2 separate regions of the Mus musculus genome follow, and region 1 is linked to region 2. Evidence: chromatin loops called from intact Hi-C (ENCODE). Cell type or tissue: gastrocnemius. All regions are shown on one strand. Links, peaks and the distances in the headings refer to the core of each region. The heading gives the core; the rest is flanking DNA. Region 1 holds the start of Rnf169 (ring finger protein 169). Region 2 overlaps Rnf169 (ring finger protein 169).

Region 1 (5,304 bases), core at 1-5,000, 55 kb after region 2:
CCTAGGTCTCGGTTCATGTTACAAACGGAATTTTCTATCTCAGACTTCAGCACCAACAAGTGATGGGCTGCCGACGGTGAGAAAGGCAAAGGAGTTCAGGCCAAGAGTCCTACAACAGACCTTTAAGTTGCCAGCATCATAGATGAAACTTACATAGAAAGACAGAAAACAGCCCCCAGCCAAACCAATCTTTGTCTCCAAAACTTAAATCCCACCCAGCTTTCTTCATCAAGCACCACTAACGTTTATGATTAGTATTATCACCAAAATAGATGGCATTTATCTCATCCTGTGTGGCAAGCTCTGCGCTAAGCATGCATATATATATATATTTTTTTTTTTTTTTTCCCAAGATAGCATGAGAAAGAACTTCACACGAGAGCTCATCCTCAAAACCCACTCTGCTCTCAAGTCTGCAAAGCTCCCCCTGAGCCTGGGATATCCCACACCTCATTCTCTCCAGCCCTGGAAGACACATCCCTCCTAGACCGCGCGACCCCAAGCCCTCTGCCCAACACTGAAACAAGCGCTGCTGGGATCCTCCAGGGCCCCTCCCCCTCCACGCACCAACTTCAACATGCCCCTAACTTGTTCCAGGAATTGTTTCCTTCCAAACTTCTGACTTACGCAAGGCGCGGGGTCCCCTCACTGCCCCTCCAAATTCAACACGCGTACAGTTCGCTCCAAAGTTCAACCTTCACCAACACATACTGCGCCTGGGCAGAACCCGGTCGCGACCCCAGCAGAACTCTCCACACCCGCGGCAGCAGAGCCCGGGACCCTCCACCCCGCTCACCAGGCCAGACCCGGCGGCTGGGCCTGGCTGAAGCCCACAGGGGCGAGGGGAGGCTCCACCTGGCTCCGCGAGCGGCTCCGGCTCCGGCCTGGGCCCCGAGGCAGCCGCGCCCCCGTCCCGGCGCGGGCGGCAGGGTTCTGGCTGTCCACGACGGGCGCGCTCGCCCATCAGCTCCGCGGCGGCCTGGCCGTCGTCGCGCGCCCGACGGCGGGCCCAGCCCGAACCGCGGGGACGGCAGCGACGGCAGCCCGGGCCCGCCGCGCGCGAGGCGCAGCCTCGGCACCGCGAGTGGCTGCACGGCAGGGCCGCCACTTCCCCCGGGGTCTCCAGGCACCCGGTGCAGCCCGACTCCTCCGGCCGTGGCGCTGACCGCAACACTAACAACGCGGGGCTGGAGGCCGGGCCCGGAGCCCCGGCTTTCGCTGCCGCCATCTCGTCACAGCGGCCCCTCCGGCCCCGCCGACTCAGAGCTGCCGCGGCCGCAGCGGAAGAAGCCCGAGTGCTCGGACCTGCCGCCGCCATCTTGTTTCCCGTTTGAAGGGAGAGTCGGTTGCGGTGGGAGAGGAGTAGAGGGCGGGGCAGTGCGCGGCGGACAGCTATCTGCATATTCATGAGGGGGCGGGAACCTAGTCCGCCTGGGGATATTTCTCCTAGGGCCTTTCGCTTAGCAGGAGGAGACTGCTTATTAATATTTAATGATTATTCTTTATATATCTGGTCTTTCAGCCCGCCCTCCTGTTTTTGTAGTTTCTAGCACTGAATCTTGAGAGACTGAAAGAATTTATTTGGAATTTTTGAGCGACCCTGAACTTTATAAAATGAACTATAAATATGAGCTATCCAGAAACTTGTCGAAGTACTTCATTTGGTAAGGGCTTTCTCCTCGGGGCCATAGCAGCTTGTTGTGATTAGCATGAGGCCTATCATGACCAAAAGTCTTGAGTGATTGTTGAAATAACAACCTGACCAGCCCTCATTTCAGCCCCTCTCTCTCCACATCCCTTTATGAAGTCCCCTCCCTTGGCTGGGGCAAAAAAAAAAAGCATACTTTATTACACAAACCCTGCTCCTCAGATTACTTCTGTGTTTGATACTTAAATGTAGATACTCTTGTGTAAGCTTGTGCCTTTTCTTTTCTCAGTCTATATGACTCCCTGGTCTCCTCTTTTCTTCCCCATGAAAGCCCACACTAATATCTGCAGTTCAGAGTTATTGAATTTATCATTATGGATATCTGCATGCTCCGTGCACAAACCTAATGTCTCCATCCTTTCAAAACAGCCCTTATTTCCCACATTCTATTCACAGAACCATCTCAAGGGTCCTCACGCTCCCAGCCCAGGCATCTTTAACTTATAGTCTTGTCATTTTCTGGCCAAAATGGCTCTATTTCCAGCCTGTTCCCACCCACTTCTTCATTCCATAAGCCCACTGCATGATTTCTTTCTCCTCATCTCTTCACCTAGCTGGCAGCTGTGACTTCTGCAAACTGACCTGCCATCACACAACCCCTCTTCCTATAAGCTTTGTCCCATGGATCTTAGAGTTCATTCCTACCGGCCAGCTCTGACCACATCATTCCTGTTTAAGCCAGGGAGAGGTGTTGAGACTTTGCTGTGATTTTCCTTTCTGGATACAGAGGATTTAGGAAAAAGAATGGCTCCCCCTGATGGAAAGATGACTGTACTACAACAAGTCTCGGGGTGTTGCCTATTTATTTATTTATTTGTTTGTTTGTTTGTTTATTATTTTTACCTTAAGGTGCATTTGGACCAAGATGTTATCTTTATGGAAAATCACAGGCTTTGTAAAGACATTATTTTTAAGCAACTGTATGTAGAAGAAAGCATCTAGAAGCTCCAGGTTGTCATGAGAGTGTCCACAGTTGGTGGTAACCGATTCAAAGCAGAGTGATTAATCCAAGTTGGGGTGGGGGGGACTGGAGCCTTAGGATGAGAACCTGGAAGTAAAGGACAGACAGCAACTGACAAAGGGTCAGTGAGTAACTAAACATCATGTCCAGAGAGTCAGAGGCCCAGCCTAAGGCCCAGACAGCCAGAATACTGCCAGACACAGAAGTGAGTTCTTGGATGGGCTGTCCTTTATCCGGGCACTTGCTCACTTCCTACCCAGGGACATTTTACCTGGTTCTGACAAGGAAGGCTTGTGGTACAGAGAGTATGCTAGCTAGTTTTCTGTCAACCTGACACAAGCTAGAGTCATCTGATAGGAGGGAGCCTTGGTTGAGACAGTGCCTCTATAAGATCAGGCTCTAGGCAAACCTGTAGAGCATTTTCTCAAGCAGTGAGTACAGCGGGAGAGCCTGGCCCTTTGTAAGTGGTATGACCCTGACCTGGTGGTCCTATAAGACAGCAGGCTGAGCAAGCTATGACGAGCAAGCCAGCAAGCAGCACTCTTCATGGCCTCTGCATCAGCTTCTGCATCTGGGTTCCTGACTTACTTCCTCAGTGGATTGTAGTTCAGGGTATGTAAGCCAAATAAACCCTTTCCTCTCAGAATTGCTTTTGGTCATGGTGTTTCATCACAGCGTGGTGAAACTTAGACAGGAAGCAGCCACCATTAGAAACAGTTGCTTCTTGTGAGCTGCTTACACAATAGGACTTCAGTCTGAAGGGCCTGTTCACTGCTAGCCTAGAACAGTGTAGCTTGCTTTCTTGGACACAAAGAGAAACAGAAATTTTTCTTTTCCACAGAGAAAAGTAAGCGATCTGAGTATCACTTGCCCAGATGCCAGCTCCGATCTTGTTCCTGGGCCTTTTCATTGGCTCCCTTCCTTCTTCCTGCCCTCGGTCTCCTCGGCTTTAAAATAAATGTCCTGGAATACAGCAGGCTCTCAGCCTGGGATGCACCACACAAGTGTGTGCATGTGGGCATATGACAGCCACGGTGCTGCCTCAGACTGATGCCAAAAGCTGAGATAAAGGATACCAGGATCTATGTCGTGCTCATTTTTAATGCTATAAGAATCTAACACTAGATTGTCAGGGAGACTGTTACAGTGGACACGTTCAACAGTCTCTTCTATCCCTCGAATTCAGAAGACCGAGTTCCCAGTTTCCAATTTTTTTCTCTCCTCTATGCTGTTGCCAAGGTAATCTTTCTAACACAGCAATGGTGACGAGGTGCAGGGGGTGGGGAGAGACAGATCTGTGGAGAGTTATTCATGAGGAGAACAGGAACAAGAAGATGGCTCTGAAGTTTCAGTTGACTGTGATCATGGTTGACAAGCCAGCAAAACAGAGCAACCAGGAAGGAGCACCAGCCTGAGAAGAGCACCAGCCTGAGAGGGGAGAAGGACTGAAGGCCGGCAGACATTTTGTTACATCGCATTTGCCACCATCATCTAAACCTCCACTCTGCTAAGAAACCCCTCATTCTGCGCCTCTCTGACGAGAGGAGGGAAGCTGGCGTAGGAAAGCATCTAACTGCTCCCTGCCTGGAGAAGCCAGGACTGGTCATAGGTCTTGGGCTCTACTCGCTTCCCACTTCTCTCAAAACTCTGCATCTTTGGTGAGTGGCAGATTTAGAGACAGATTTAGAATTGTTCATAGCAACAAAAACAGTGGGTATCCAACAGCAAGGGATGTTGGGTGGGAACTGGGGGAGGTGTGGTGTCCTTCCCTTGGTGATAGTAGCCACTGGATTGTTCCTGTGGTACCGGCTGCCCTTTCCAGTTGACCCAGTTTTTCCTTAAACCGTTCTCAGTTCCTGTCAACTGTGCTGTAATTCTTGTTGTTTTGAGGCATCATCCGAGACTGGTTGTTAAGGATGCTTCACAGGTTATGAAATGATACAACAAGGTTAGACCAATGGTCTAGAACAGAAAAAAAAGCCCAAACAGTGTAACTACCGTGGCAGGAATGGAGATTTTCTAAAGAGACAATTGTGCTCCTCCCTTTAGATATTGAACTATTGGAATAATAGATTCCATGGTACTGGAATTTCCCTGGAAATCCTATACTGGGAGAAGGAAAAGACTAGAAATGGTGCCAGGCAGAGGAGAAACTTGTCTCTCAGAAAGAAACTTCACACGATACTGACAGCTTGTCAGACCACCTTGAAGGAAATACTACAGCCCAGGCAATGAGAAAGGACAGGACCACACTTAGACCAGGGCTGTTTTAGAGCTAAGCTTCATGTCTAGACCCAGAAGATGGACTTGGCCAAAGGAGGGGGATGTGGTCCATCTGACCTCTGTGTTCCTCTTCCCCACCGGGGCCACACTGAGTGACTCTTTCTGCTCATCATCCTTACTCTACATTTTTCATCATCTATCGGGGGACCAGTGACTGAGCCCCTGGGGTACAGTGCAGGATCCAAGGCCAAGGCCTGCTCCCAGCAGGATAGTGACATGATAGGCCATGCTCTTTGTTCTCATCCTCCAGTGGCTATACCAACGACCAGGAAAAAGTGGGACCCATAGAGCCACTTTAACACAGGATGCCAACTAGAACAAGAATGGAGTCCCGTGCTTCAGTCACCACCCC
Region 2 (5,342 bases), core at 343-5,342:
TGACAGTCACATGACTATGTAACAGCTCACACACACAGGAAAGGCCAGCCCACCTGAGAGTCCCTAAAACCGTATCATAATCCTATTCTCAATAAGCCCAGAAGGGCAGAAGCACCAAGCACCACCAGGGATGCAAAAGACACACGGTGTCAAGCTGCTAAGAAAAATAAACCCCAAAGGTCCATGGGACTGAATTGACCAGCTGCATCCAGCTAGATACCTTGTTTCCACAGTATGGAGTTTCAGCTTTGTCCTTTGCCTGACTTTAGGGAAGTTTTGCCATTGCCATGTGGGAAGTAGTAAGGAAACCTCCCAGTTCGGCCCCAGGCGAGGGCTCCCGGGAGAAGAGGAGCAGTAAGCAGGCAGGGAAGTCACTCCAGTCCTGCTTTCCATCCCGGCAAGGTGAAGTGCTTCTAGGTGGGCTTTGCACTGTCATGTTCAGTCATGGCCCTGGCGTGCCCTAGGCTGTACTTCCTTTGGACACCCTGTGATTGTAGAGAATCCATGGGACTTGTGGCCTGAGAGCCAGTGGTCAGTCTGGGCTAGGCCACCTGGCAGCTAAGAGAACCTGGACATCCAGCTGACAGCACTTAGCAATCAGGTCGCAGGAAGACCAGCGTCAGCCACACTGCTTCAATCAAATGTCATAGTTTAGACAAAGAATGCAAATAATTTCTGTAGAGGTAAAAGTTCTGAGCTCAACTGACTTGGGTATGTAGAAATAACATGTAGCGAAGGGGAGGGAAGATGAATGTGAGCATCTATTTATCTTGGCTCTTCCAAAGTACTGGCACTGCTTGTCTCTGAAAAGAATCCATGTTTATCTGCAAGGCTAACTTAAACACCACTCTGTGGGAAGAAGCCAGGGGCTTTATGAGTGTGAGAAGGTATCCATCCCATCTCCCTACCATCTCTAACACTGGCCCTCACATTCATGAATGAGGGCCACTCCCAAGCTCACTCCAAGTGGGTACTGCCAGATTTGGGCCCAGAAGCCTTCAGAGTTGGCTCACTCAAAGAGTGAGGAGTACTGGCCCTGGTCCTAGAAAGCCAAAGATGCCGACACTTGGCTTTTGAATACCAAGGCTCTGGATCCTCTCAGAACCATAGCAGACAGTGGTTTGCCATTGAGAGAAACTCAAAATGAGAACATTCAGCTAGCTCTTTTGGATAAATGACAGGTCAAGGACCTCTGAAGCAGGTAACATTATTCTATACATCAAGTGCTACTTGGCCCCAGCCAAGCTGCTGGACCTCAAGAGATACTGATCTACGCTTCCTTTTCGCCGGCTCATAGTCCGCCTCTCACTGTCAAACATGCGATGTGACTGCAGAGCCAGCTGCTGGTCCTCTTCCTCCTGCTGCAATTTCCGCCCCACCTCAAGCAGCCCTGGGTCCTTGGGGGCCAGATCCATGTCACTGCTCGGTGGTCGCAGTTTTTTAACACCGTTTTGTTCCAAGTGCTTGGTCTTACAGCGCCTTTTCCGGCCTCTGCGCAGGGAAGGAATCGGCTCCTCTCCTAGGCTGTTGACCAGAATGCCATTACCCAGATCAAAATGATTGAGTGTCTTCAGTTGTTGTTTTGTTTTGAGGACCCCACCCAAAACATCATTTTTGGGTAGCAGTGAATTAACCGCTGCAGTCTTCATGACTGTGCTTATGCAAGTTTTGACTAATGTGGCGTCCACGGTGGACCCTGACTCCTCACACTGCTCCCGTTCCAGAGAAGGCCCACTGGAGGCTCCTCCGTGCTCCGAGGAATGGCAGGTTTCCAGTGAGAACTCACGGCTCCGTTTTCTAACACAGTCCTGTTCTACTTTGGTCTGGTTAACAGAGGGGAAGCACTCAAGGGCAGTGGAGGTGGGCCCAGCACACTCGGAGAGCACCTGGACCCTGGACAGCCTTGTATTAAAGGCCAGAGACGGCCTCTCCTTGCTGGAATGGATTGTGTCAGAACCTGGAAACTCTTCCCCTGCTTCAGGAGCCAGGGAGGTGAGAGTGGCTTTGGAAAGGGTCTTCTTGATCTGCCGCTCCTGGAAGATCTGCTCCCACTTCTTGAGGATGCGAGGGCTGGCCTCATATGAAGTCTGCTTCTGCAGGCTTCTGGTCAGGTTGCGAGGGGTTGACTTGATGATGAGAGGACTGAGCACCCGGCCATCAGGGAGTCTCTTGGGAGGGGTGCATGGCGAGCAGACGATGGGCTTGAAGTGGTTTAGCTCTTCAGAGATGCTGTCATTGCTTTCAGGGCTGATGGAGCGCTCTGGCTTATGCAAGGAAGCCAAGGATGAAAGGGAGCCGAAGGGCAGGCGCTTTTCGATGGTTAAGTCAGGGGCAGAGAGGCAGCGGTTGTTTTGAGTAGACAAGAGAACACCAATAATGGGGGTGGAGCCTGGAGTTATAGTTGTGATCTGAAAGAAATATAAAAGATCATGTGTGTGGTTTTTTTGACTTTTTTAATCTTTTATCTTTTAAAACTTGTATATGTGGTTCTGTATGTACGTGTATGTACAGGTGTCCAAAGAGGCCAGAAGAAGGTGCTGGATCCCCTGGGGCTAGAATTATGGGAAGCAAAGGCCCGATGTAGTCTAGGTCTCTGCAAGAACAAGTGCTCTTAACTGCTGAGCCTTCCCTCCAGCTCTCTCGCACATGCATTTTTTTCTACGTAAGTCCTTTAGATGTGGGGGGAGGGGTAGAGAAGGAAGGTAAAGGAAGGGTGGTGTGAAAAAATGGGAAAAATTCCTAGCCTAACTCATACACATCAGTAAGAGAGTTAGCAACATCAAAACCTGAAGATGGATCTTGCCTAGACCAAACCTTCTGAAAGGTTTCTATAATGGCTCCCCATCTGTCTACTAATTTGAACCTTCTTCCTTCATGTCTTTTTGCAGGATTCTCTAGATGATTAATCTAATCTGCCTGGGATTCCCTCTGCCCTGTGCAGGGAGCTTCGTGTGCTGAGGTGGAGGATGCAGAATGGCGGAGCGCCGCAGCAGCCCCAGGCTGACCACACCTCGTACCTTGGCTCTGTTGGGCGGAGCTGTTCTGAGCCTGCTCCTCACTCTGTCCTGAACTGTGTCGCTGCAGCTCTGACTTCTCTGCACCTTGGTGTTTAACTTCCTAAAAAAGAATACACAGTTACAATTAGTCCATACATGAGTTTAGAAAATGGTGACAATCTCTTTCCATTCTAAGCCATTTCTCAAGAAAGACAATCCCCATAGGTAGCTAGAATAGAAAACGGGTTAATTTAGCAACCAAATGCAAAAGAGAAAAAGGCTTCCAAAGTCTTCCAGACACATGATTTTTATCTTATGTATTATAACTTTACAATTGTTGTTCTATTTATTTTTTGTGTGTGGGTGTTTTGCCTGCACATACATCTGTGCAGAACATGTAAACCTGTGCCATGGAGGCCAGAAGAGGGCGCTGGATCCTCTAGGATTGAACTACAAGTGTTTGTGAACTGCCATGTGCAATCCAATCTGTGTCCTCTTAAAGAGCAGCCTGTGACCATAACCACCGAGTCAACTCTTGAGCCCTTGTGTTATGACTTGCAAACCACACTCCACAGCACCTGCACTGAGCACTGCAGTCCACTGTGTTAGCATGCCAAATGAAGTAACAGAATAGCCCTTACATAGCTAAAATACAACCTAAGTGTTTAGGTTGTTACCTCTGGGTCTTTGATTTATTCTGAACTAATCCTCTGCATGTGGTAAGGGCCTGGAGGTCTAACTGCCTGTCAGCTGTCCCTGTGCCAGACAGAATCTACTGTAGAACTGCGTGCACACACAGGTGGTCACCTACACCACACTACAACTAACGTTTCCAATGACTCCAAATAGAAATTATTCCCTCAATTGATACTATTTAGCTCTTAAACAGAATGCAGCGTATAAACTCTTTTGTAGACAGGACTTTTAATGTCAGAGTTGGCTCAGGGAAAACAAGGAGGCAGGGGTGGGGTGGGGGGGGGAGGGCAGGGATTACCCCCCAGAATTCTCTGCATCTTGCATCTCCAGAGAAAGCCTGTCTAGCACTCAGAATTCTACTCCAGCACCTGCGTGGTTTCTCCCATCCTATGTCTCATGGCCCCACGGTGTTAGTGGGAGAAGATGATGACTGTAACACATATTTGTACTTTAGCAAGAAAATTCAGCACTTAAGGAAAGTCTCTCTCAGTTCTGGAGCAAACAACTGCCACTCTAAGACGACAGTTCTAAGAAGCAAGCTGGGTTGATACTTAGAAAAACATTAGAATTCATTTGCACTGCTAGAAGCCACACACATTGCCAGTCACATAAGCCATCCCAAAATGCTTTGTAAATAATGAGCACTTGGACCAGGGATTTAGAGATGAAAGATGGCATTAGTATTTCAAATACATGACTTTGGGTGAGGCAAACAGACACTGAGAGGAGAGAGTGAAGAAAGAAGAGCTCGCACCGTTCAGCAGAGCAGCTCTGGAACACTGGGTTTGATGCCACTGGAAGGGGAGCTGAAGCCACACCTAAACCCCGAGCTCCAGATTCGGTACTGGGGAATTAACAAGAGTCTTCACACCAGGCCAGGAACCCATCTGGTCAGGGGCAACGGCCCAGCTGACAGTTGACTTGTCTAGTTTCAGGTCCAAATTACAGACACACTCATGTCAACTGTGGGTAGCACAACTGTCCCTTCAACTCCGTATTGGTGAAAGAAAAAACCTAGGGGCAAACTCACATTTGTGATGAAGCGTACAATGAAGATCGACAGAAGTTCCTGACAGTGAAAATATTTTTGATAAACGTCAACATCACTGATCCTTTCTCTGTCATTTAGAGAGGAAAGTACATTTTAAGCAGCAACTCCAGGCAAAGCACTAGACACGAGCTGATGAGCTAATTCAAAGGCACATCTAGTTCCTGAAGGCCACCACATTAGAGACTGTCCTGAGGGGCAGCAAGTGCACAGCTAAGCTCAGAGTCTGTCCTAAGCGCTGCAGCTCTCATGCTCCTGCATGTTGATTCCCAGCTGGGCGGCTCCCTGACAAGAGGCAGGTTTTCTTCCCAGAGAGTGATCTTGCCACCCTTGTTGAGAATCAACTGACCGCAAATGTATAGATCATTTCTGGACTCTTAATGCTAAATCCATTGCTCTCTGTCTGTCTCCTAGTCCGGCACTGCACTATTTCAATCGCTGCCATCAACCTCTGTCCTTTCTCTGGGCAGCTTTGGATATGTGGGATCTCCTGGGATCCCACATGAGAACTTTAGCATCAGTCTACATTTCTGCAAGGAAATCCACTAGAACTTTAGCATGTGTTATACTGAACTTTAAGAAACTACTCAGGGATTACTGAC

The links. Peaks named below come from ENCODE experiments on the same cell type or tissue, not always from the same donor. Only the 100,000 strongest peaks of a DNase experiment are listed, where the experiment ranks them.
Region 1: a loop joins it to region 2, with 7 times the contacts of the local background. A loop is called at or near these places in 20 of 42 quality-filtered maps.

What each region holds. Positions count from the first base shown.
Region 1 is chr7:99,979,117-99,984,420 of GRCm38, forward strand. It overlaps Rnf169 (ring finger protein 169), which reads right to left and starts at 1,342. Exons shown (of 6, transcript NM_175388.3): 1 at 856-1,342. The coding sequence starts at 1,318. In gastrocnemius, for the core only: a CTCF peak has its summit at 2,471 (motif pointing left); DNase peaks (open chromatin) are centred at 564, 883, 1,347 and 2,421; H3K4me3 peaks cover 2,422 bases; H3K27ac peaks cover 2,432 bases.
Region 2 is chr7:99,924,076-99,929,417 of GRCm38, forward strand. It overlaps Rnf169 (ring finger protein 169), which reads right to left. Exons shown (of 6, transcript NM_175388.3): 5 at 3,018-3,117; 6 at 1-2,408. The coding sequence ends at 1,227. Among named protein-coding and RNA genes, the nearest start is that of Gm5115, 6.1 kb to the right of the region's middle. In gastrocnemius, for the core only: a CTCF peak has its summit at 3,403 (motif pointing right); a DNase peak (open chromatin) is centred at 3,435; H3K27ac peaks cover 647 bases.